Regions from separate parts of the Mus musculus genome. Here region 1 is linked to region 2. A link is a loop called in an ENCODE intact Hi-C map of the cell type or tissue named here. Cell type or tissue: gastrocnemius. All regions are shown on one strand. Each heading gives the region's core, and the rest is flanking DNA. Links, peaks and the distances in the headings are about the cores only.

Region 1 (12,784 bases), core at 2,273-10,272, 57 kb after region 2:
TGCCTCTGCCTCTGCCTCTGCCTCTGCCTCTGCCTCTGCCTCTGCCTCTGCCTCTGCCTCTGCCTCTGCCTCTGCCTCTGCCTCTGCCTCTGCCTCTGCCTCTGCCTCTGCCTCTGCCTCTGCCTCTGCCTCTGCCTCTGCCTCTGCCTCTGCCTCTGCCTCTGCCTCTGCCTCTGCCTCTGCCTCTGCCTCTGCCTCTGCCTCTGCCTCTGCCTCTGCCTCTGCCTCTGCCTCTGCCTCTGCCTCTGCCTCTGCCTCTGCCTCTGCCTCTGCCTCTGCCTCTGCCTCTGCCTCTGCCTCTGCCTCTGCCTCTGCCTCTGCCTCTGCCTCTGCCTCTGCCTCTGCCTCTGCCTCTGCCTCTGCCTCTGCCTCTGCCTCTGCCTCTGCCTCTGCCTCTGCCTCTGCCTCTGCCTCTGCCTCTGCCTCTGCCTCTGCCTCTGCCTCTGCCTCTCCAGTGTTGGCGCTAAAGGTGTGCACTACCATACCCAGAGTCAGCTCTGATTCTGAGGGTGTGCTCACTTCTGTTTAGGAAGAAAAGGTGAACTAGGATGCAATCGCTGAGGAAACTAATACGATCTAGAATCACAGAAGAGCAAGCCAGAAGATTATCTAGTGTAGAGTAATTGAAGTGGTAGACACACGCTAACAGAAGTCACCATTCTCTGAGCTGCGATCCTGGACTACAGACACAAGATGATTGGTCAGCTGCCTCAAGCCTCCGCCACCATGACTGTATGATCCTGGAACTATATTCAAAGGAAACTCTTCCTTTCTTCCTTCCTTCCTTCCCTCCCCTCCCCTCCCTCCCTCCCTCCCTCCCTCCCTCCCTCCTTCCTTCCTTCCTCCCTTCGGTGCTTCTGTCACATCTGTTGTGACAGTACCAAGTCTGGAAGTACCATTCACAATGCCCCGCCCCTTTTCACACCTTCCTTTTTCATAGCTTCCTTTTGATATGCTACCTGTGTCCCAATTTCCCCTTTGTGTCACGACATCGACCTTCTACAATCAGGGCTTCCCTTGAGACTAATATGACATGACTTAATACTATTTTCAAAGAGATTAGATCCTGGGGTGCTGGGGCTCGCTGTGGAGTGTGGGTATAGCATGAACTGCTGCCTCAAGCTCCTGCCGCTGTGGCTTCCCCACCCTGATGGACTGACTCCTTGAACTATGAGCCCAAACAAGTGCTTCTCCCTTATGTTTCTTTGTCAGGGCATTTACCACAGCAACAGAGAAGTATGGGACTCCCTCCCATATTGAGATAGGGTCTCTCTATGTAGCCCTGGCTGTCCTGAAACTCACTCTGTAGACCAGGCGGGTCTCGAACTCATGAGATCTGCCTGTCTCTGCCTCCTGAGGACTGGGACTAAAAACAAGTACTGCCAAGCCTGGCTGCTGCTGCTGCTGCTGCTGCTGCTGCTGCTGCTGCTGCTGCTGCTGCTGCTGCTGCTGCTGCTGCTGTTGCTGCTGCTGCTGCCTCTCCTTCTCCTTCTCCTTCTCCTTCTCCTCCTTCTCCTTCTCCTTCTCCTTCTCCTTCTCCTTCTCCTTCTCCTTCTCCTTCTCCTTCTCCTCCTCCTCCTCCTCCTCCTCCTCCTCCTTCTCCTTCTCCTTCTCCTTCCCCTTCTCCTTCTCCTTCTCCTCTTCCTTCTCCTCCTTCTTCTTTTGTAGTCATAGTCTTATGTAGCCTAGACTGGTCTTGAACTTGTTGCATAGCCAAAGATAACCTGAAAACCTTGATGGCTCTTGAGACTCCAGCTTCTGCTTCCCAAGTGAAGAGAAGCAAGGTTGTTAAATACTGTTCAGAGGTAAGAGAGGTCTTATAGGCAAGCACTACCATACATATCGTGCTGCAATGGGATTTTTGTATGCAGAGGATGCAGTTGGGCATGAGGGAGCCATGGAGATGTTGACCTGTTAGTTAAGACTACATAGTGCTCATGACACACTGCCCCGCTGAGAGTGCCCATGTGGAAAAAGGATTCAAAATACCTCCTTCTCACTTTCTGCTGAATGTCTGGATTCTGCTTTAACTTTATCTATCTATCTATCTATCTATCTATCTATCTATCTATCTATCTACTTTCTCCTTCAAATATTTTACAAGAGTGATAGCTTTGGGCCACGGTATCAGCTCAGATTCTGAGTACTTACCTGTGTGTGCTCCTCACTCCCCTCTAGGACAATGGTTCTACACCTGTGGGTCATGACCATCGGAAAAACACATATTTCCGATGGTCTTAGGAATGAGATGCTGCTCAGTAGCAAAATTATAATCATGAAATAGAAACAAAAAAAATAATAATAATTATGGTTGGGGTTCCTAAGGCCATTGGAAATGCGTTTTCTGGTGGTTGCAACCCACAGGTTGAGAACTGCCACTCTAGGCTTTCAAGTATCCAGTGGCTATGTGGGCTTACGAGTGAGAGTCATATAGAAAAGAAGCCAGAAGACAGCTTCCTATACAAAAGGCAGCCTGGCTGGGTTTCCAGCCAGTAATGGCAGATGCAAAAGGATTTAACTGGTAATGTCTCTTGGCCTTGAGAGGACGTTTTATGTTATATTTCGGAGTCTGAGTAGTATGTCTCAGGAACTGGGTATTTCTTAGGCAGTTTCCATATTAAGTGGGTTGGCAACATTCCTCTACTCCCTTCCCAATTATCCACCTACAGCTTCTCCATATATAACCCTATTCATCATTTCTTCCATGAAGGAATTGAGCACATTCTCAAAGCCAGAGCCCACATCCTTACGCATTGCTTGTTTGGTTGCTTGCGACAGTGTCTGGCCACAGTGTTCATGCTTGCCTGGGGCTTGGCATCCCTCTGCCTCTTACCTTCCAAATACTGGGATTATATGTTACCATCATGGCAGACTTAGTCCTTGTTTCCTATTCCCTCAAGGGTAGAAGAGGAACAGGGTGGTCAAATATTGTTCAGAGGTAAGAGAAATATTTATGTTCTGTATGGCTATTATGAGGGGGAGGCAAGAAATCAGCTAAGATTACATTAATCCATCAGAGCACTGCATGAAGTTTTTCCACGTTAAAATGACTCGAACCCTCTGTCCTTGGAGCATCTTTAAAATGCAGAGCGCCCTGGAGGGTATGAGTTGCTATTTACTTGCAGATGCTTTTCTGAGAGGAATTTTGGTAAGTGGGGAGAAGAGATATTTGAGAGAGATGCTAAAATGACAGGACCAAAGAAAGTGACGGTGATGGGGGAGGCTGTGACACTCCTGCAGCAGTGCAGAAGTCAGACTGCATTTGCTCCTTAAGCCACAAACTAAAAATACTCCTGTGATTACACTTTCCAGAGACAACTACCTACTCATCCAATACTCACAGACCGTGCCTTGGTTTTCCATAGCCTCTCCCACGTGGGCACCAAATTTACACTCAAACTAATTAGTGAGCTTCCCCCTCCCCCACTCTCATCTGCTATGTCACAAAGTCAAACATTTCAAATTCTGGTAACTATGGGTGTAGCTTGATAAGAGTCCAGTAAATTCTTTACCCCATACCCTTTTGAAAAAAGAAGAGACCAGGATAAGCCTGTGATGTTCACTAAAAAGATGTCTCCATAACCAGACACGGTGGTGTATGCTTTTAATCCTAGCACTCTGGAGGCAGATGCAGGCAGATCACTGAGTTCAAGGCCAGCCTGGTCTACAGAGTGAGTTTCATGACAGTCAAGGATACAAAGATACCCTGTCACAAACAAAAACAAACAATGGAAGGAAGGAAGGAAGGAAGGAAGGAAGGAAGGAAGGAAGGAAGGAGGGAGGGAGGGAGGAAGGAAGGAAGGGGAGAGAGTAGAGAAGCTGGAGCTACAGAGACGGCTCAGTGGTTAAGACCACTTACTGCTCTTACAGAGGACCCAGGTTTAGTTCCCAGCACCAAGATGGCCCACAACCATATGCCATCCAAGTTCCAGGGAATTTGATGCTCTCTTCTGACTTCTTTAGGCACTTCATGCACATTATGCATGGGCATTCATGAGGCAACACACACACAAAATCTAAAAATATGTTTTAAAATAGGAATAGAGACGCTAAGTAGCAAAGACTGAGCAGCAAGAAAAAGGAAAGCTACATAAAGTGCCTATCAACCAACATCAGGAAATGCCTCTATAACAGTGTGATGTGAGCAGACACATCACCTAAGCGTCTTGCATTTTTGTGGGGAAGGGGAATTTGGGGGGCTGGAAGGCATGCTGACCTTCCCAGATCATCTCATACTTTGATCATTTTCGAACAAGTTCAATGGATCTAGGAAAGTTGGGCCATACTTGCATTAACTTCATCATCATCTACCTGTCACCAGAATGTTTGACTGGTGCCTTCTTTCCGCAACTTGTGAGCGATGGCAAAAGAACTCAGGAGAAGCACCAGCATGTATACAATAGGCAGAACTCACTACCAAGTACAGCACACCCTTGAGGGTGCGAGGGAGCCCGCTGTGGTGGCACAGATGCCCCGGTGGCACACACCTTTAATCTCAGCACTCAGGAGGCAGAGATAGAGGCAGAGGCAGGTTGACCTCTGGGAGTTCGAGCCCAACTTTATCTATATAGCCAAGTTCTAGGACAACCGGGGCTACATAGACGGAGATCCTATCGCCAAGAAAACAACAACAACAAAAGAAATAGTACACAATAGCCAAAAGGTTCAGAGATACTACTACCACAATCCGCATGGGGCTTTTGTTTTGTTTTGTTTTGTTTGCTTTTTGGCTTTTTTTTTTTTAACAGATGTTTTTTCTGAGAGGCTTTGTGGTGTTCAAATGATTGATGAGCCTGTTTGTGTGGATTCTGACAGGAAAGAGGATGGTATGGTATATCTTTGTGTCTGCCTGGTACTGATGATTGGACCTAGGATCTTACACATGTTATAGGCATGCTCTACCGCTGAGCTGTCTCCCCCCTCCCCCTCCCCGTACCCCTCCCCCTCTCCCTCTCCCACAGTCGGTCTCCTTTTCTTATTCTGAGACAGTCTCATTAAGTTGCCCAGAGTGACAGGCATGAGGACAGGCTGAGTGGGTGGGCACATAAGCATCTCTGGAAAGAGACCGTTTTGTAGGTCAGGCCTGCTGCAATTACAGTCCCGTACCATTGGGCCTGGCTGGTCTGTATCAGACAAGCCTCTTGCTACATAGTAATCTTGCTACATAGTAATCTTAAATTTCCTAGAGTCAGGCTTAGTTACCCATTAATGACTGACTTTCTAGGCAGTTCAGGATGCCATGTCTACCCCCAGAACCAGAAATATGACCGAAATCCTATTCTTCTGACCAGTAGTGAAGAGCTCCCGCCTATTTTCATGCAGGCTATGACTGTAAGGAGTCTAGCCATCCCACCCCCCACCCCCCACCCCGCAGGAGTCCTTCAAACCTGCTAGTATCTAACTACTTAAAATACGCCTTGTGTTAACATAGCGAAATATTTAGATAGTCCAAGAATGTCCTAAGACTCTCAAACTGGGTTCCTTTTCTCAAAACTGGTGTATTTACGGGGGGGGGGGGTCCTGTCTTGCTGGGTTTGCCAAGCTACATACACCTTTGTACCTTTGTTATAAATCTTCACAGACTTATTTGGCAATGTATAGCAAAAACTAAAGCGATACTATCACACTCAAGACCACGAAGATTAGGGTCAAGTCACAGACTCCCAAATTAACAATTCAAACAGGACCTTCAGGATTTCTCAGAGAATTCCGCTGGAGTTCGGCTTTTTTTTTTTTTTTTTTTTTACCGCTTCTTAATCTGCAACAAACGCCACAAACTTTCTAACTGAAAAGTGCTGGTGACTGACAGAAATAAACGAACTTGTTTCTGAGAAAGAGACTTTAAAACGTAGATGCTCATCCCCCGCCCTCCGTTCTGGTTGCCAATGCAAATGAGTCAGAGGGCTTGCTTCAGACACTGAACTAATTGTGTAACTCCGCAACGGAAAGTGCCATTGGAGAATACATGCTGACCTCACAGCCGAAAAAAACTATTTAAAAGATGTGGAAACCAGATGTTTCAGCCGCATTCCAGCCGCTGCTCTGAGAATTTCGTGTGGGCAGCCCCGACATTGTAACCGGCTCTGCAACCGAAGAGATGGTCGTCCTCCTTTGCTTATGCGTCTTGCTGTGGGAAGAGGCTCACGGATGGGGATTCAAGAACGGGATCTTTCATAACTCCATATGGCTTGGTAAGAAACTTCACTCGCGAGCTTCATGTTGGGAATATCGATCCATTGACATCATAGAGGACTGAATGGAAGGAGTGAAATTTTCTAGTGTGTTCAAAGCTGGTGTTTTCACAGAAAATACTTTAGAGAGACAGTGACTGGCATGCCATTAAACAAAGAAAGTTTTCTTTTAAAATTGAAGGCTATCCTTTTATACAATATATTGTTCAACAACAACAAAAAAGAGGTTAAGATGTGCTAACATTGTAAAAATATATTTCAAGATTTCAAAGCAGATATGGTCGCTGACTGGTGGGTATTTCTTTATGGAACTAAAACACTACTATAACGTTTTTGTTTTGTTTTCCCACTGCACTGGCAGTAAGGTTTTAGGTGAGATGATGCAGGCTGACCTGCAGCATCTCTGAGCTCTGTGGACTCTGAGCTACAGGGTACAGCTTAACTTTTCTGTCTTTCAACTGTTCTAACAAGGCTCGAGTGTGGCTGGTGCAGGAAAGAAGATGAAAATGCTTTGTCCTTTTTAGTACGTTCATCAGGTTTGGCTCTTTCTGTCATGGGAGTACGTTCCTAGACCTTTGGTTAAATGGGGAAAGTTCTTTTTGCTGTTTTTGTTAAGTGTAAGGAATGACTTGGGCTAAACGCTGAAGATGAACAAAAGACCAGCAAATGAATATTAACACAGAAAACTCAGAATTCCCATTATAGCACTCAGAACAACACTTGAATCCTTATCATTTAAGTTGGATGCTACATTTTGTTCATTATTGTATTTAGTAGAGAATTTTTTTGATTGCTTGTTGGAGGGATCATCTTATTCTTGTGCAGAATAAACAAAACAAACAAACAAACAAACAAAAAACAGACAAAGCAAAATCAACCTAGATCTTGGTTTTTTGCTTGCTAGGCAACACATGGCTGTAGACTATTTTTCCCTCTCAGCAGTATTCTCTGTGGTAGAAACTGCAGCCATGAGGATCTCATTAGCTGGATTTGAAATGCACAGCCCTGCCGCCTCTTTTTCCAACTTGAGCCGAAACTAGTCGCAGTGTGACCATTTGGTCAAGATGGGCTCTGAAATTTGGTAGACGTGTACATGCAATCCAACTGAGGTAATACAGACACATTCGTCAGAAATGGGGAAACACCATAAAGCTGGTAGGAATTGAAGTCATGTGGGGAGATCTTGAAAGGCTGTCAAATTCTCCTGGGTTGGGGTGATTTGAAGTCATTGTTTTTGTAATGTTTTGAATGTGTATGCTACAGAACTGTAAACCTGAGTAAAAAGCAGTTCTGCCCTGAAGGTGGAGTGAAGCGAGCCCAGCCTTTGTGAGGAGCACAGCACAGAGGCTTGAGACCCTGTCAAATGCTTCAATCTGGGACGAATTACTGACTAGTCAGCCCAGCACAAATTGGTTACAGTTGGTTGGGTCAATATAATATTAGAAACTGTTCAGGGAGAAAAGAGAGCTGGGTTCAAAGGGAAGGATCTGGTAACAACTGTGAAGAACAGGACGTTTGAACTCTGTGACTTCTAATTTCTTTAACGGCAACTCACCAAGAAAGGAACAGACTCACGAGAAATCAGTCAATGTGGGTCTCGAAACTGAACACTGAAGACAGAGATCAATTATTTTCTGTCTTCCTCCTGGATCTGCAAAAGGCATACTATAAGGTCCTGATAGGTGGCTACTGCTATCATTGTTCCCATTTTCTAGATGAAGAAACTGAGGCTCAAGTAGTGATGTCTGCAAGGTTACTTAACTCCTCCCCCCCCAAAAAAAAAGCAGCACAAGGCAGAGCCTACAGTCCACTGTTGTCATTTCCAAAAACAAAAACAAACAAAAAAAAACCCTTTTTTCAGTTTTAAAAATTAAATAGCAGAAGAGAAAAATGAATAAAATAGTTTTAGACACATGTATCTTTTAAAAGTTAGAGTTTTGTTGTATTAAGTTTTGTCATGATAGCAGAAAATTCTAAATCTATAAATATTTTTTTAAATAACAGATAATACTTTAAAATAATAATGGTCCTGATTTTGTACTTCTAGTTCTTGGCAGTTTCAGGCTGGCCTGGAATACACAGAAAAAAACTTGCCTCAAAATAAATTAACATTCAAAGTTAAAAAATACATACATAAAAGGCTTTGTTTATAATTATCTGGGCAGAATCAAGTATGCCAGTGCATGTCTTTAATGCCAGTACTTAAGAGGCAGATGGAGCTCTGTGAGTTCAAGGCCAACCTGGTCTACATAGTGTGTTCCAGGTCAGCCAGAGCTAGAAAATGACATTGTCTCAAAAAAGCAAACAGTCGCCAGGTAGTGTTTGGCGCATGCCTTTAATCTCAGCACTCGGAAGGCACAAGGCAGGTGGATTTCTGAGTTCGAGGCCAGCCTGGTCTACAGAGTAAGTTCCAGGACAGCCAGGGCTATACAGAGAAACCCTGTCTCAGGAAAACAAAACAAAACAAAACAAAACAAAACAAAACAAAACAAAAGAGCAAACAATCAAAACAATTTCATATAGACCTGTTCCTGAGGAAGAAGTTCTGCAATCACCAAGACTCCAGAGGCTGAGGGAGGACAATAGAGAGTTCACGGTAAGCATAGGCTACATAGTGAGACCTCATCATAAATTATTTCACTAACTGTACTAATTAAATAGTCAAATATCGAGAATTCTATATGTTTGCTCTTTTGGCAAAATAGAATAGAAACATTTAACAAACTGAAATTATAGCCCCTGAAGTCTGTGACTTCTGTTAGTATCATATTACCGAGACACACGCCACCAGTTTCCAACAGTTTTACTTGCCTGCTTGTTTTTAAATTACTGGTAAGACAGTTTGAAATTATTTTCTAAAACTCTTTGTTGACCTCTCCCCAGAAATGTATTTCAAGTTTGGAGTAAAATATTAAGAAAAACAGTTTGAAGAAGAGTTGTCATCCATTGAAATAATTTGTGCAATTTTTTGTATAGAATTTTTTTTACTCTAAATTCTTGAAATATGGATAGATTTCAACTTTTTAAATTAGCAACAATGTTCATAATAAATAATCAAATTAAGCATGCATCCTTTTTCTTTAGCAAAAGGCATAGTGTCTCAGATAAAAATACTTAGTTCAGTGTGGTGGCATGCATCTTTTAATTTCCTGTGCACTGGTGTTTTGTCTGTGTGTATGTCTGTGTGAGGGTGTTGGATCCTTTGGAACTGGAGTTACAGACAGTTGTGAGCTGACATGTGGGTGCTGGGAATCTCCTCGTTCTCTGAAAGAGCAGCCAGTGTTCTTAACTGCTGAGCTATCTCTCCAAGCCCCAGTGGCACATTTTAATTTTCCTACTTAAAGGGCTGACACAGGAGAATCACAAGTTCTAGGCCAGCCTGGGCTATATACCAAGACCCTATGAGGAAGAAAGAAAGAAAGAAAGAAAGAAAGAAAGAAAGAAAGAAAGAAAGAAAGAAAGAAGGAAGGAAGGAAGGAAGGAAGGAAGGAAGGAAGGAAGGAAGGAAGGAAGGAAGGAAGGAAGGAAGGAAGGAAGAAAGAAAGAAAGAAAGAAAGAAAGAAAGAAAGAAAGAAAGAAAGAAAGAAAGAAAGAAAGAAAGAAAGAAAGAAAGAAAGAAAGACAGGGCTGGAGAGATGGCTTTAGTTAAAGCATTGGTTGATCTTTCAGAGGATGGGTATTCCTCTGAAAATCCTCCTGGCAGGGTTACAATCACCTGTAACTCTAATCCCAGCAGATTCAATACAGTCTTCCGGACTCCTTAAGCACTAGACACACATGTGGTACCCAGACAAACATGCAGAGAAAAAAGCAAAACACGCATACACATATATTTAAAAATTAACTTAAAAAAGGTAACTATACTTTAGTTACCTGCTCATGCATGTCTAAATTCTTTGAGGGGACAGCAGGGTCTGGTCCACAATACCTAGGACATTTCATCAAGTTTCAGGCTTCAGTGAGTGAGGAAATTAATGACCGTGTAGAGGCTTTGCCTCATGAAGGAACCTGGACCACGAGTCATTTACAAGGCGGAAATGATCTCCACTGGTGATGAGCTGATGTTGCTAGCATGTTCTGGTCCATAAGCATGGAATGTAAGCTCAGTTGGTAGAGCTTGTCTAACATGCATAAAAAATCTGCTCAGGTTCCCCAGTACCTAATAAAACTAAGTGTTATGCCTGTGACCCCAGCTCTCAGGAGTTAAGGCAAGCATCACAGAGCTCAAGGACTTGCTCAGCTACAAAGCCAGTTAGGGGCCAGCCTGGCACAGGAGACCCTGCTTCAAAATAAGCGAGTGAATAAAAATAGTCAATTGACTGTTGTCTTCTCTAAGCAATGGGCTTTTACCATCTAATTTAGGAAAGCTGGATCCTTGGAGTCTAGAAAAGCATGAAACACAGCCAGCACCATTTCCCGTCACGCTGTGGCAGAGTCGGCATTAGTTTGAGGAAAAGAAAAGAAAAAAAAAATATGAGTTGAATCAGGACATGTTTCTGGATCTGTGTCTTATGTGCTGAGGCATTCAAGAATTCCCTGGAAACATCTCCACAGTGGCCAACGGGACAGATCAGTATACAAATAGGAATAGGAAGCTGGACCACTGGGTGGCTCTATCAGCACTATTGGAGATAAACTCGTGACCATCATCGGGGAGCCTCTTCACATTGTTTCTATGGAGACATCACTGCAGTCCCCAAACAGTTCACTGAAACAGTGACCCACTGGAAGGCAGGGTGTGTGTGACTTGCCGTCGCCTAAACTATGCTGGGAACAACACATGAACAAACAAGTCAGGGAAAGAGGTTAGAAGGGAGCCAGGGTTTCTCTCAGGCATGTTCAAATCTCTTTCCTTAGTGCTCTACTTGCTCGCTGAGGACTCTGTCAGATTTTCCCACAGTGTTTAAGTTTTTTTACTAAATCTTCAGCTATATCATCTTAATCATATAGTCACGTCCTCCCTCTTTGTGAGCTTCCATTTTCACGGGCTTATTTTACCTTCTAAACTTCCTTCATCTACTATGGTCCTATCCAAGCAGGGTTTCTTTATGTAGCCCTGACTATCCTGGAGCTAGCTCTGTAGACCAGGCTGGCCTTGAACTCACCCCCCTCCCCCCCCAAAAATCTTCCTAAAGCCAAAGGAATACCAAGACTGTATTACTTGTGGTTAGTCTAGAAATACAATACGATGCTGTATTTAAAACTTTCTTTCATGCTATCAGAAACTATTTAAACTCCAGTCTTTACGTGTCCAACCTATATCCCCCTAAAATTCTCCCTCATTCTTTCCCCAACCCCCACAAAGCTTTCTAACAATAAAAACTTAACTACCGTGGCAGCTGACCTAGAAATTTCTTTGCCAAGAACATTTATCTGATGTAATCCTCCCGCTGGGGCAAAATTTCCTTTGTTCCACAAGAATGGATAATAGTGCATTGATGAGGTTCTATAATCCACAGAACAAGCAGCGGGCGTATACCACAGAGAAGCTCGGGCTGGCAGATACAAGCTCACCTACGCCGAAGCCAAGGCCGTATGTGAATTTGAAGGTGGTCGTCTCGCAACCTACAAGCAGCTAGAGGCAGCCAGAAAAATTGGTAACTGATTTGATAATAGTTTTTCTTCTTATTCACTCTAGAGGACTTGGAGGGGGGAAATCCCCCATTTCCATAACTCTTATTAAAATTTTTCTCTCAAGCCCTTTGGGACCATTCTCTATGTGATGAGAATATCTGGGCTTCCCTCATTGCTTCTGCCTAAAGTCAGAAGTTCCTGGTAACAGCATCTCCTGAGGGTTGGGCACCATCCAGTGAGAATTAAGAAAATACAAGTCATGGTAGAGATACAGGGAGTTTGGGTGAGGAGCAGACATGAAATTATCCATCAGAAGGAGCTTCATTAGGAGAGAGAACCTCCCAACACCATCAGGGGCTGCAGAAAAACGTGACTGAGACTTGAAAATCGGGAGAACAAGAAGTAAGATGAGGCCTTTATGGGAGAGAGACAAAGACAGACATGGGGAGAGCGGTCAAAAAGACTTGCTTTCAAAACCTGGAAAGGGACTTCATTAGCAGAGAGCTTCAAGTGAGATACCCAACATGTATAGTTTGACATGGGCCTTGATGGAAAAGGTCTTTGAGTCCTAGGAACAAAGGGAGGTTTCAAACTGTCATAGATTTCTATGGTGTGCCCGGAAGCTCCACTCATGTGATTTAGCCCCACTTAGGCCATGTGACTCCTGACATAGCATTGAGCCAAGTTTTAGCAGGACCACAGACTTACCTTGCAGCTATGAAGGGGAGGGGCTACAAAGTCACAGCACAACACACTTCTTAATTCTCTGTCCTCAAGATTTCTTAGAGAGAGAAAGAGGTAGATAGAGGGTCTGTAATCTAAAAATAAACACCAAAGGAAAATACTACCCCAGTTACCTTGGTATCATTGAAACACTGTGTGTTAATGTTACTGTAATTGAGCCAGGCGTGGTGGCACACGCCTTTAATCCCAGCACTTGGGAGGCAGAGGCAGGCGGATTTCTGAGTTCGAGGCCAGCCTGGTCTACAAAGTGAGTTCCAGGGCTATACAGAGAAACC
Region 2 (12,784 bases), core at 1,538-9,537:
CTTAAGGAGAAGCTAAGGGATGGGTGGGGAGGAGACTTTGAGACACAACCATCCTTTGCTTTTGTCAGTGTTGGGACGAGGGGGACGGTGCCAGGTGCCACGGGAGCTTCTAGATGATCCCCTCCCATCTTTCCCTCCCACCAAAAAGTGGGAGTACAAGAAATACAGACATCAGTGGGCCACTGCATCTGGCTTTTTTATCTGGGCTCTGGGATGGATCTAAGTCGTCAAACATTTTTACCTGCTGTGGTGATTTGAATATGCTTGGCTCATGGGAAGTGCTACTATTAGGAGGTGTAGCCTTGTCAGAGGAAGCGTGTCACTGCGTAGGTAGGCTTTGACGGTTCCTAATGCTCATCAAGCTCTGCCCAGTGAAGAAGAGTCGTTCTCTTTCTGGCTGCCTTTGGATCAACATGTAGAGCTCTCAACTGCTCCTTTTCCAGCACCATGTCTGCCTGAACACTGCCATGCTTCCTACCATGATGATAATGGACTGAACCTCTGACACCGTAAGGCAGCCCCAACTAAATGTTGTCCTTTATAAGAGTTGCCTTGGTCATGGTGTCTCTTCACATAAATGAAACCCTAAGACATATAACTCATTTATAAACTATGTCTTTAGATGTGATTAGGGAATGCTACATGTTGGGTTTCCTTTTAGAGAGTTATAGTGTCCACTAACCTACTGAGAGTCTCAGGAGTACTGCAGGGGAAAATTAAGCACACGTTACAATTTTTTAACTTTAGCCTGGACATGGTGGTACACACCATTAATCCCAAGAATCAGAAGCCAACAGATCTCTGTGAGTTTGAGGACACCCTGGTCTAGTTAGCAAATTCTAGGCCAGCCGGGAATACAGTAACTAATACAGGGATACAGTGAATAATTATAAGAATAATTTTACTTTACTCAACCTGGAATTTGGCAGACTACTATAGTCAAACATTTCTTTTCAAGAAACAGGTATTAAAATCTTAGATAACTATTTATTTATTTATTTATTTATTTATTTATTTATTTATTTATTTTTGCAGTACTAGAGAGCAAACCTAGGTCTTTATATGTTCCAAACCATTTCTCTGCTACTGAGCTACAACCCCAGCCCCAAAACCTTGGGAAATTTCTGCTGGAGCATTTGAGTACTCCTTATCACATTCCACCAGATAATGTATATAAAGTGTCTGCCTCGTCCTCACTGAATACAACATCTGTAGCTTAGGTATCACAGGAAAATCTCACAAACATAGATGGATATTCTGTAACACCTCTGTCTCCCTCACCAAATAGAATGAACTCTCCCCACACAGTCCATAACTACAGAGAAGTGGGGAGCAGAGGGGGGCCTTTACAAAGTGTAATGTATGCTATACAGAGTTGAGAGAACAGGAAGAGTAGAAAACAAGGCAGAGAGGAGGGCAGGGCAGTTTCCATCACGGAAGTTGTAAAGAGCATATTGGTTCTCAGAAGTAGAGTTGGTGAACTGAGACAAGAAAATCAAGAGAAAAATCTCCAAAGCCTGTGCAATGGACAGATTGTCTGTATAACCTAAGATTCACATGTTAAAATTCTGACCCCTCCCCTCAAGTTGGCATTATTAAGGTTGTGGTCCTTGGCAGAGGATTAAATTAAGGAAATCGATATGAATAAGAAAGATTAGCACCCTTATAAAACAGGCCCCAAAGACTCTTGGCCCCTTTTACCATTTAAAGTAACATCTGTGAGTCAGGAAAAGCATTACTTATCTTCACTCCCTAACACTGAATCTTGTAGCACTTAGGTCTTCAGTTTCCAGCCTCCAACTTGATAAAGAATCAATTTCTATCGTTTATGAGGTCCACCAATGAGTGGTGTTCTGTTAGACCAAATGAGCTAAAGAATATGGAACATTTTAGAAAGCAACACAATTCCAAGGGGGTGCAAACCAAGAGACGGTAACTTGATCCCCATCATTTAATGCCCTTCCTTTCAGAAAAGACGAGCAGAGCCAAGAATAGTCACATGGTGACCCAATTTGTGGTTCATCCTTGGGGATTGTGGGCACTGAAACTCAGCTCTGTGCAAGACCCTGAGGGATACAAAGTAATCTTTGTATCAAGAGGTTATAGATCTCAATGTATAAATGGTATGAAAAATGCTTTACTCTATCAGATGGACAGAGCAACAGAGATAAATTCTTGCGTGCGCTGGTCTCAACCAGCAAGAACGACGCTGCAACAGGATCCTTCTGCACACGTTTATTGGGAGAGCTTGATTGCAGAGGCGAAAAGACCCCGAGCCCAGAACTGGTGCTGCTTATATAGGCCTAGGAGAGGCGTGTCTCACACCTGGATTGGTTATGCACTACGCCTCATTTGCATGTTCCTCATCTGATTGGCTACTCTCTCTCTCTGTACCTCACAGAGCCTCATTATCATACCTCATTTGCATGTCTCACATCTGATTGGTTATACTCTCAAAGCCTCATCATCATACCCGGGCCAGGCAGTGTCTTTGCAAAAAACTTTACTGCATATGTACACATTGGTTGTTTGTCCAAACTTATGTGTGGTGGCCAGCAGTAGTCAGTGCCACTCTGCAACGGCACATGTGAATTCCCACAATAAATATTGGTTTAAGTATCAATTTTAATGGCCAAAGTCTCCCTGACTCAGTGTTCTCATCTGGAAAATGGAGCTCAGGGAGCTGTATGTCAAAGGACATACACCCTGTCCATGGCGAGCCTCGATGACTGACAGCCATGACCAGATCATTCTTTTCATAAACATAATATTTGTATTGTTTTTGAAATTTTTATACATATATACACTGTATTGATCACAGTCCCCTCAACTCCTTCATCTAACTCCTCCCAAATACATCCTTCTCATTTTCATGTTCTCTCCCCTTTTTTTAATAGCCCACTGGTTTAAATGTCTTCTGCCTACATATTTATGGAATGGGACTACTCAATCTAGTGCAGGCAACCTACCAGGAGCCACCTCCTTAAAGAAAGCTGACTCTCTCTCTCCAGAAATCATTAACATCATACTACCCTTCTTAATCTCCCTCCCTACATCCTTTCAGACAGGGTCTCACTGTATAGCCTTGGCTGGTCTAGAACTCCACAAGGAGATTGGGGCTGGCCTGGAACTCACAGACAGCCACATGCCTCTGCCTCCTAGTTGCAGGGATTAAAGGTGTGCACTTCCACACATGGCCTTTTTCTTACTTTTTTTTTTTAAGTGTATGGGTATTTTGCCAGCATGCAAACATGGGTACCAAGTACATGCTTGGTGCCTGTGGTAGCCAGAAGAGGGAACTAGATTCATTAGAACTGGATGTATAGATGGTTGTATGCAGACATATGAGTGTTGGGAATTTAACCCAGGTCCTCTGGAAGAACAGCAAGTACTCTCAACTACACAGCCAACCCCATTGATTTGTCTTGCTTTTGTTGTTGTTTTGTTGTTGTTTGTTTGTTTGTTTGTTTGTTTTCTTTTAGAAGAAGTGTTATATAAATCAGGATGTCTTAAAACTCACATTATAGTCAAGGCTGGCCTTGAACTCCTGATCCACCTACTTCTCCCTCCCAAGAGCTGGGATCACGAGTCTTCGTCACCACACCTGGCTTCTTATTCTCCTTTCTCTCAATGTCTCCAGTATATCTCTGTTGTTCTGTCTCTCTTACCTAGAGGAGCACTGTCAAGGCAATGTGGGGTTTTGTTTCATTTGAATTAGCTGCAGTTACTGACACAGTGATTGCATCTTGTAAAAGTAACCTTTATTCACCTGATGTAATTGTCCTATTTGAGGCTTACTACCCCTGTCTGCTAATGTAGGCCTAGTTCTGGAAGCTTCTCGCCTCCATACTATCTTATCTAGGTCTAGGATGGTTTCAACCTCTGAGGCATAGTGCTGAATAAGTTCACCCTTTCTAGTTCTTTCTGAACTCAGGCTGACTGGTTCAATTCAGCTCTTCTGGCTTTTCAAAATTCCTCTGTAAGATGACTGGTTCAATCTGGCTTCTCTCAGCTTCTGACTGAATTGCTCTGCTTGCTCTCAAACTAACTTTTGATAATTTGCTCTAGTCCTCTGACTCCTTCTCACTCTCTGGCTCATTCTGTCTTCACCTGTGTCTAGCTTGTTCTTTCTCTGTAACCTCTCTCTGTACAACTGTCCCAATAAAACTGCTCTTGCTACCCCACCTACTCTCTTTCTCAAGTCACTTCTCTTTCCTCTTTGTCCTTGTGAGAGTTGAAAATATCCTATTTTGTTAAATCTTTCTCTGGTTCATCACTTTGCCTGCCACTCAATTAGATATCACTTTCAAACATGGGTGCTTTTTTTCTATAAACTAAGTTTACCTTCATAGTTTGAAATTAAAGGTATGTACTAAGGGCTATAGTCTAGCCAAAGGGATTTAAAGTATGTGCTAAGGCTGAACCACACCACAACTAGAACCAAGTTTTTTCAGCAAACAATACAATCTCAGAGTTCACAATGTGATCAAATATCCTGCAGAATCTACTACATTAGTGCCTGCTGTGTGGTGATTTATTTCTGTCTACCAATTGGATGCCACAGCATCAGTTGACTGATCTGAGCCTAATGTTAAAGCTCAATGTAAGATTTTATGTTGACTTCTGTGAGTAAATTTATGCAAGCAAATATAAAATAGCAATATCATAAAGTAAATCAAATGTAATGAAATAAATAAGGCCTAGTGAAATAATAATCATAAACTTAAAGAGTAACTAACAGGCTTCATCTTATTAAATCTTTCCTGGGTCATGGATATGCACCCATGATCAGTCAGAAGATTCTGTGCTGTTAAAGTGTATGCAGACTGTAAAGGGGAAAAACCGAGGCTTACCAACCTGAGACCCAAAGTAAACAGCAGGTAATACCCAATCTCATGTGATATCAAGTACGGTGGTGGTTTGAATGTGCTTGGCCCAGGAAATGGCAGTATTAGGATGTTTGGCCTTGTTGGAGAAAGTGTGTCACTGTGGGGAATGGGGGTTTAAAGAGCCTTCTAACTACATGGGAGCTAGCCTTCTCCTAGTAGCCTTCAGATGAAGATGTAGAATTCACAGCTCCTTCTGCACCATGCCTGCCTGGATGCTGCCATGCTCCCACCTTGATGATAATGGAATGAACTCCTGAACCTGTAAGCCAGCCCCAGTTAAATGTTGTCCTTGTCTGTTCACAGCAGTAAAACCCTAACTAAGACTGCTACTAAGCCTCATGTAGATGACCAAAATTCAGCTCAGCTGTAGAGCACTTCCCTAATACATGTAAAATTTGATCCCCCAAACCTGGGGAAACCACCTATAAAACAAAATCAAGAAAATCTGAAAATGTTGCCAAAGTCTCCTGCTCTGCTGAGCATGTCCCGTGCTCTGGGTTGGATGCACACATATAATCCTAGCACTTGACTAATAGAAGCAGGAGGAATAGAAATTGGAGGTCGTCTTCTTTTGCATAAAAAGCTCCAGACCAGCCTGAGCTAAGGGACACATTGTCTCCAAAAAACAGTGGGAAAATATAACGTATAAGGTTCTTCTTTTTTAACTACAAAAATCACACATGGAATATAATCAAGTAGAGCATGTAAATTAATCATTGCAGTTTCTCAATGAGCGGAGTTTGTTTTGTTTTGTTTTGTTTTGTTTTAAACTTGAATAAACATTGAAGGACTTGTTCTGCTGGACAATCTTCAGTTGTCCTTTTTTTTTTTTTTTCCTTCAGATTTTTGTCATTTCTCTTTGCCTACAGGGCTATATTCTAGAAATTGCCAAGAGACCATATTTGGATATGTGTTAGAGAAATGTTTCTAATTATTTTCCTGAGTATCACTTTCCTGTCTTGAACAGAACTTGCAAGAGATAGCAATGGTTTCGGAAAAGAAAGGCATTAATCAATTCAGTGTTAAAAATAAAACAGAAGAAATAGCTCAACGTTCTTTTAATCTAAGTTACATTTGCTTTCTAATTAATGTCAGTAAACTTTACATGTAAAGATACAGTTTTTTAGTAATTCATATTTTAGTATACTTAATTCTGCTTGTTTCCTTTCAAGTATGTGTCATGGTTTTAAGAAAAGAAAAAAAATGATATTTGTTTGCAAGAAGACATCTGCAGACCAACTCTTCTCAGACTTCAGCATCCAGACAACCATGGCAGACCTGCTAGAATATCTATGCAGATCCTATAGGTTTGAGCTGAAGAGTCTTCAGGTCTAAGGTTCCCAGATAGTGTGAACGGTGCTGGATTTTTTATTTCCCTCAGCTTAACCAGGCTGTGTCTCGCTGAAGCAAAGAATCAGAGGAAATGGGAAGAATGTGTTTGAAGCCTGCCTCGATTTGGCCCGAAACCCCAGGGCTTTCTTCCTGTCGGCCAGCCTGGTTGGCGGTGGATCCATCAGTGGGAAGGGGGCTATTTCTCGGAGCCTACGATGCCCTTTTCCTGAGGGAAGAACAGCGTCGGTCCTGGTTTCCTGTGGCCTCAGGACTGGCTCCTTGCCTGCATTTTTGAGCGACATTGTGGCTACTCTGAGCCAGAAAGGAAGGAATAAACCAAGGGGGTGAATGGTTTACAATGACGGAAGAGTGGAAAGAGGAAGTAGGGAGAAGCCAGGGGGAAGAAGAACAAGACTAATGTATCTTGGAACTTAAAAGGAATATTCTTTTCTCTTTAATTAATTATTCATTTCCATTGATTCTGAGCAGCTTGCCCTAGTGTGCAGTGTAACAAGATAAAATGATCTCACACACAGGGCACATTTTAATAACATGATATCTGCACAGGGCAGTTTGATGATGTTTGATATTATAAAACCAGTGTTAATTTATCCCCCTTAGGACTGAAACTCCTCCAGGGAAATTATAAATAAAAACAAACTTCATCCCCTAAGAAAATAAAACACAGAAGTATCCTTCCAGATTTTATCTCTTGCTGACTTTGTAAACTGAAAGGGAAACACTGTTGCCTTCGGGGACGTTTGACCCCCACTGTTCTTCAATCTTCTGCTAAGAGCTTGGATTCTGATGCCAGCACTCAGAGTTGAGCGGGTAAGCAAACACACCAGGAAGTTAGCTTGTGACAGAAACTACGTCACCTTAGAATGCCAGGAGAACTCCGTGACTCGCTGCTCCGACCTCGGTGGCTTGGTGGCTTTGTGACCTTGGAGACATGCAGTGGAAGTGGCACCTCCTAAGGGCCCAGCAAACCTAAGTGCACTGCTCGTTATACCTCCTCGCACCTTTCTAAGTGCACTGCTCCTTATACTTCCTCGCACCTTTCTAAGTGCACTGCTCGTTATACTTCCTCGCACCTTTCTGAAAGTCAGTTTTTCAGAGTCCTCAACCAGGAGGGTGTTAATCTTACACTGCTTTGACAAAATGCCTCAGAAAATCAACTCCGAGAGGGGTGTAAGCCTGACATGGTGCCTGGTGGATCCTGAGGCAGTTCATGGTCGCCTGATCACATTACTTTCTGGACTGCTGCAAGTCAGAACTTCAAGGTAGAGAGAGCACACAGCAAAGGTGACCACTTCCTCAAAGCCAATACTCACAGAGATGAAGGGTCCTGGGTCAACGTCTTCTTCAAAGTACACCTCCAGTGACTTAACTTCCTAACATAAGGCTTAATTTCTTATAGGTTCCATATCTCCCCCCATGGAACTACTGGCTGAAAACCTGGGTTTTCAGTGGCACTTCCAAACTAAAGCAAAATAATAATAATAATAATAATAATAATAATAATAATGTTATTATTATTATAAATTATGTTCACCTAAATAATATAGGGTATTGTGGAGATTTTTTAATTTTTTTAATTTATTTTTGTGTGTTTGTGTATGTGTGTGTGTGTGTGTGTGTGTGTGTGTGTGTGTGTGTGTGTGTGTGTAAATGCAAGTGTGTGCCATGGCACTGGTGTGGAAGTCAGAGAATAACTATTAGGAATGAAGTCTTTCTTTCAACGGAGGTTCTGGGGACTGAATGTGGTTACCCAGCTTTGCAAGGCAAGATCTTTTAGCCACAGAGTCATCTTGTGGGCTCTGTTTTGTGAGGATTAAGTAAGCTAACATGCTTAGTCTCGGCTAAGCAGCGCTTGGCTGGTGTGTGCAGAGCACTAAATCTGAGTCCCAGTAAGACACAGAACGCTAGCGGCCCTTTTAACGGTACAGAACCTGAGCCTAGCATTACGATGGTTTTCCAGGTTTAAGCTAGGATTGGAAGAGTTGAAATGGGTAAGTGTTGTACAGGAGGTACAGGAGAAAATAACTAGATGACTTAATGAAGTTTGGGTCTTGAGTCAGCTCCCCTGGTGTGCACTGTAGTTGTGCAATGTGGATAGGCAAAGCTACTGGGCTGCCAAGACTTAACTTGGTTAGCTGCTGGTCTTAAATTCAGTAAATCAAATTAAAAAGCCTGAGATCTCTCTCTCTCTCTCTCTCTCTCTCTCTCTCTCTCTCTCTCTGTAATTGGATTAGATATATTTTTTTCCATCTGATCAATACATCCTGCCTGACACCTTGAAGTCACCCAGCACAGCACAGTGCTATTTCCCTGCTTCCACTCAGCCTCTGCATGCATGACCACTGACCAAATCTGCCCTCCTTCAGAAGCAATGTGACCTGACAGCCCAGTGTTCTTAAGAGAGCAACTGAGAAATGCCATTCGGTGCCATTTTATTCCCAATGTCATGGGCAGTGGCCTTCCTCCCCACACCCTTACACTGAAATCCAAGGCTGGTTGCTTTGTTGCCACAGAGCTTCGCATGGTGGCCAGTTTACATCGGGCACCCCTTTTCCTTTCATCCTGCTCACCTTGGAAGATTATCCTTCTAAAGTTTCTGCTTTTATCATGTTATTCCACTTACAGATGGCAGCCAATATATAACGTCCAAACATGGAGTGTTCAGTATGCTCTTTCCTGGTCCCAAGAACCTCTGTCACCATGATCGGCTGCCTAAACATGCCTTTCTGGTTGTAGCATCCATCACTTCCTTCCTGTGAACCCAACAGAGATAGCTACGGTCTTAGTCAGGGTTTCTATTCCTGCACAAAACATCATGACCAAGAAGCAAGTTGGGGAGGAAAGGGTTTATTCAGCTTACTCTTCCACATTGCTGTTCATCACCAAAGGAAGTCAGGACAGGAACTCACACAGGGCAGGAACTTGGAAGCAGGAGCTAATGCAGAGGTCATGGAGGGGTGTTGCTAACTGGATTGCTTCCCCTGGCTTGCTCAGCTTGCTTTCTTATAGAATCCAGCCCAGGGAATAAACCATTTCCTCCCCAACTTGCTTCTTGGTCTGATGTTTTATGCAGGAATATAAACCCTGACTAAGTCAGCTACCCAGCTCCAGAACAAACAAAGCCCCTTGTCCTTCCCACCTTGTTAGAGGCCCCACTTCTGCCCTTCCTATATATACTTCAGCAAATGCTCAGACAATCAAGCTTTCAACGAACACCCATCGCATTCTTATTTATAGTGGTGTTGCCCCAGCATCATGCCAGACCCTCTGAGTGGTGCTATCTAGCCAGGCATGGTGTCTCATGCCTGTAATCCCTCTAAGCAGGAAGAGGCAGGAGAATTTTTATGAGTTTGAAGCCCTCTTGTGCTACATAGTGAGTTGCAGCCTACGTACAAAATGGCTTCAGCCAGCAAGCTAGAGAATGGCCTGCCTCAGAGAACCCTTTCTGGACACTGGGCATGTTCCCATGGCAAATAACACACGTCCATGCTGGGCTTCACTCACTCCCTACTCTAAGCATTTTGTGTTTCTTTCTTGGTTTTGGAGGGTGGTAATAGTGGTGAGATCTCATTCTGTAATCCAGTCTGACCTGAAACTCACCATGTAGCCCATGCTCCCCTCAAACTTGTGGTGATCCTCCTGCTTCAGCCTCCTAATGCTGGGATTAGACGGGTGAGCTGCTAGATCCAGCTCATATCGTTTATCTTTTAACAAATTGAGTAAATAATTAGAAACTACGGATATCCCAGTTACGTCATCTTGAATCACTGAGAAGAGGCACCGGTCACATCGAGTACTGCTGAGGCAAAGACACCAGACTCAGCAACTTCTGGAGGAAAGGGCTTGTTATGACTTGTTATAGTTCAAGGATATATCCTCTCTCTCTGAAGGAGAGTCAGGGTGGCGAAGCATGACGGCAGGAGCCGGTGGTGGCTGGCTACTGCGTGCCAATGTCAGGAAACAGGGAGATGAGAGTGGGCAATCTGCTCACTTTTTCCTTTTTATTCAACTCAGGACCACAGACCATAGGGTGGTGCTGTTCATTTTCAGGGTGAGTTTTCCATGCTGAATGGAACCTGACACACCCTCACAGACACACCCAGCCATATGCTGCCATGGCCACTCTAAATTCAAGTAGACAGTGAAGATCACCTATGGCAGAAGGCAAAACTGTGGCATTCTTGAATCTCTGATGTGAGCTATGCATTCTCTTCCTAGTAAAAGCCACAAATCCACAAAACTGCCTGAAACGTCTTTATCTCTGTGCCAACCATAGACGTTTGGAACCTAAGCTAAGAACTGGAGCTTGAGTAATGTTTTACAGCACTAAAACACTTAGTACAAGCTGATGTTAATGTTAGCTTGGCTGCAGTAAGGGAGACACTGTAGAAGAACTTGTTCTTGTTCACCCCTTGGAGCACTGCGTCTAAGTAAGTGGCCTTACCGTGGAGACAGAAAAGCAGAATCTAGGCCCTGGCCATGGCCACTACCTCTCCTAAAGTGTCATGCTGCTATCTTACGGCTGCATCTCAGTAACTCTCTCCTGCTCTACTCACAGATGCTAAACGACAAACACCAGTAATGACCGGGAGCCAGACCGTCTTCTCCTGGTTGACTTAACTCACAGGTACCACACACCAAAGTGCAGAGTGAGTCACAGCTAACAGGGAGGATTTATTAAACGGCAGCAACAATTTGCTCTCAGACAGGAGGAGTTTCATCAGAGAAGACAGCCTTACTATGTAAACTAACGTTGTAGACATGATACCTCAAACAGTGAGATCATCACCACCAGAGTTTGTGGCATCGATTCACACTGAGTTACTCGGATGAGTCAAAGAAACAGGATTTCCATTCGCAGAGGCTCTCAAAAAGGCTTCTTTGTAATTGACTCTGTTCTGGAAGAAAGAAGAGAGCTTATTTACAGGGAAATCTCTCTTCCGTGGTGCAAACATGAAAGAATAGAAAAACGACACTTTCTCAGATTGCATTCCGGTTGCCTTCACTACTTGAGAAAATGGTTTATATGTTTTTAATCTTTGGATTGGCTTCCATGGTTTGAAACTTCTTGGATCCTGCTGCTATGATGAAAATGTTATTAAGGAGAACTCGAGAAGAAAACAACAAAAAAAAAATTAGCTCAGTGTGTACTTATGAAGATTACAGCCCATCTACGATTTGTTGGCTACAAATCAAAGTATTACAAAAAAAAAAAAAAAAAAGTCACTGTTTTCCAGAAAATCACCAAAGAGATTGCATCAGTCTGCTGACACATGAGGGAGAGTGTATGTGACTGGGGGCTATGACTCAGAGACAATCCCATTTTATCTACTATGGCAATAGTGATAATGTACCAAAGTGTCTGACCCAAGTGTCTGGAAGGGAGAAGGTCCGCTCTACGTCATTCCAAATGTTGCAGTATCGGTCCTTACACATGGACACATTTACACAGTAAAAATACTGTGACAGGTCAGGGTGGGCTCAGGTACAACAGGGAAGGAAGAGAGCGAAGAGAAGCATCTCCCCTGGTTCTCCTCCGCAGTTAATTGACAGTGTATCCTCAGAAGCAAGGTGTTGGCCCTAGGAGATGGGTGGGGACAGGTACCATGCAAAGGAGCGTGGGGCAAAGTCTCTTGCCCACCTTTGGCTGCTTCTTACTTTGCAGCCACAGCTGCATGGGAGTAAAAAACACAGCATCCTCAGAGCATCTGTCTTGGTTGCTGCACACAGAATGTAAGTGCTGTCAAGCCCCCTAATCAGGCACTTACATCTTCTTCCTCCATCAAACACCATCTGGGAAACATGGATGGAGTGTTACTATAGCAACTTCAGTTGACATTACTCCTCACAGACATGACCTACAAATACCTTTGGAATAAAATAACCGGAGCTTACTTATAAATAGCCTTAACTTTACTCTTTACCCGTCTGACCCCAACTCTATCCCTAAAATGCCTTACTTCTTGGGAGAATAGAAGATCTATCTACAAATCACAAGTCTCTAAGACCTGTAGGCTGCCAGATGATAAAACTTTAAGATGCTGAACAACTTTTAAGTGGTTCAACAGTAACTAACCCAGACCCCAGAAGTCTGGCTCCTTGAAAGAACTATTGGCCATACAATGATGAACCAGACAAATTCAGTTCATTGAATGATTCTGTCACTTGCTAGAGACTTATTTGGTGTTTATTGTATTTCAGAGAAGTAACCATGGACAAAGGCTATGGGATGACAGCATACTGGCTGAATATGTCATTCACAGAAGATTAAGGTGGTGCCTAGGGAAATCAATTCACGCAGAGGGAAGTGCGGCTAAGGCTGCCAGAACCTTAAGAAAGGACGGATGAGCGGTTGTTTGCTTCAGAGTTCCATTGTGCAAGACAAAGAGTCCAGAGATGAACTGTGTAACAGTGAGAGTGTGTTGGGTACCACTGGACCATTTTAAGTGGTTAATAATGGAACGGGGATGTAGCTCACTGGCAACATTTGCTTGGTCTGCAGAAAGCCTTGGGTTCAAACCTCAGCACTCAACAGCTAAAAG

The links. Hi-C counts contacts between places; a loop is a spot of excess contacts. Peaks named below come from ENCODE experiments on the same cell type or tissue, not always from the same donor. Only the 100,000 strongest peaks of a DNase experiment are listed, where the experiment ranks them.
Region 1: a loop joins it to region 2, with 2.9 times the contacts of the local background. A loop is called at or near these places in 3 of 42 quality-filtered maps.

What each region holds. Positions count from the first base shown.
Region 1 is chr2:52,032,079-52,044,862 of GRCm38, forward strand. Tnfaip6 (tumor necrosis factor alpha induced protein 6) reads left to right here and starts at 6,035. Exons shown (of 6, transcript NM_009398.2): 1 at 6,035-6,191; 2 at 11,651-11,788. The coding sequence starts at 6,098. In gastrocnemius, for the core only: no CTCF peak of the experiment used is centred there; a DNase peak (open chromatin) is centred at 5,984; H3K4me3 peaks cover 2,360 bases; H3K27ac peaks cover 1,905 bases.
Region 2 is chr2:51,975,360-51,988,143 of GRCm38, forward strand. No RefSeq gene overlaps it. Among named protein-coding and RNA genes, the nearest start is that of Nmi, 8.5 kb to the left of the region's middle. In gastrocnemius, for the core only: no CTCF peak of the experiment used is centred there; a DNase peak (open chromatin) is centred at 6,444; H3K4me3 peaks cover 1,019 bases; H3K27ac peaks cover 1,065 bases.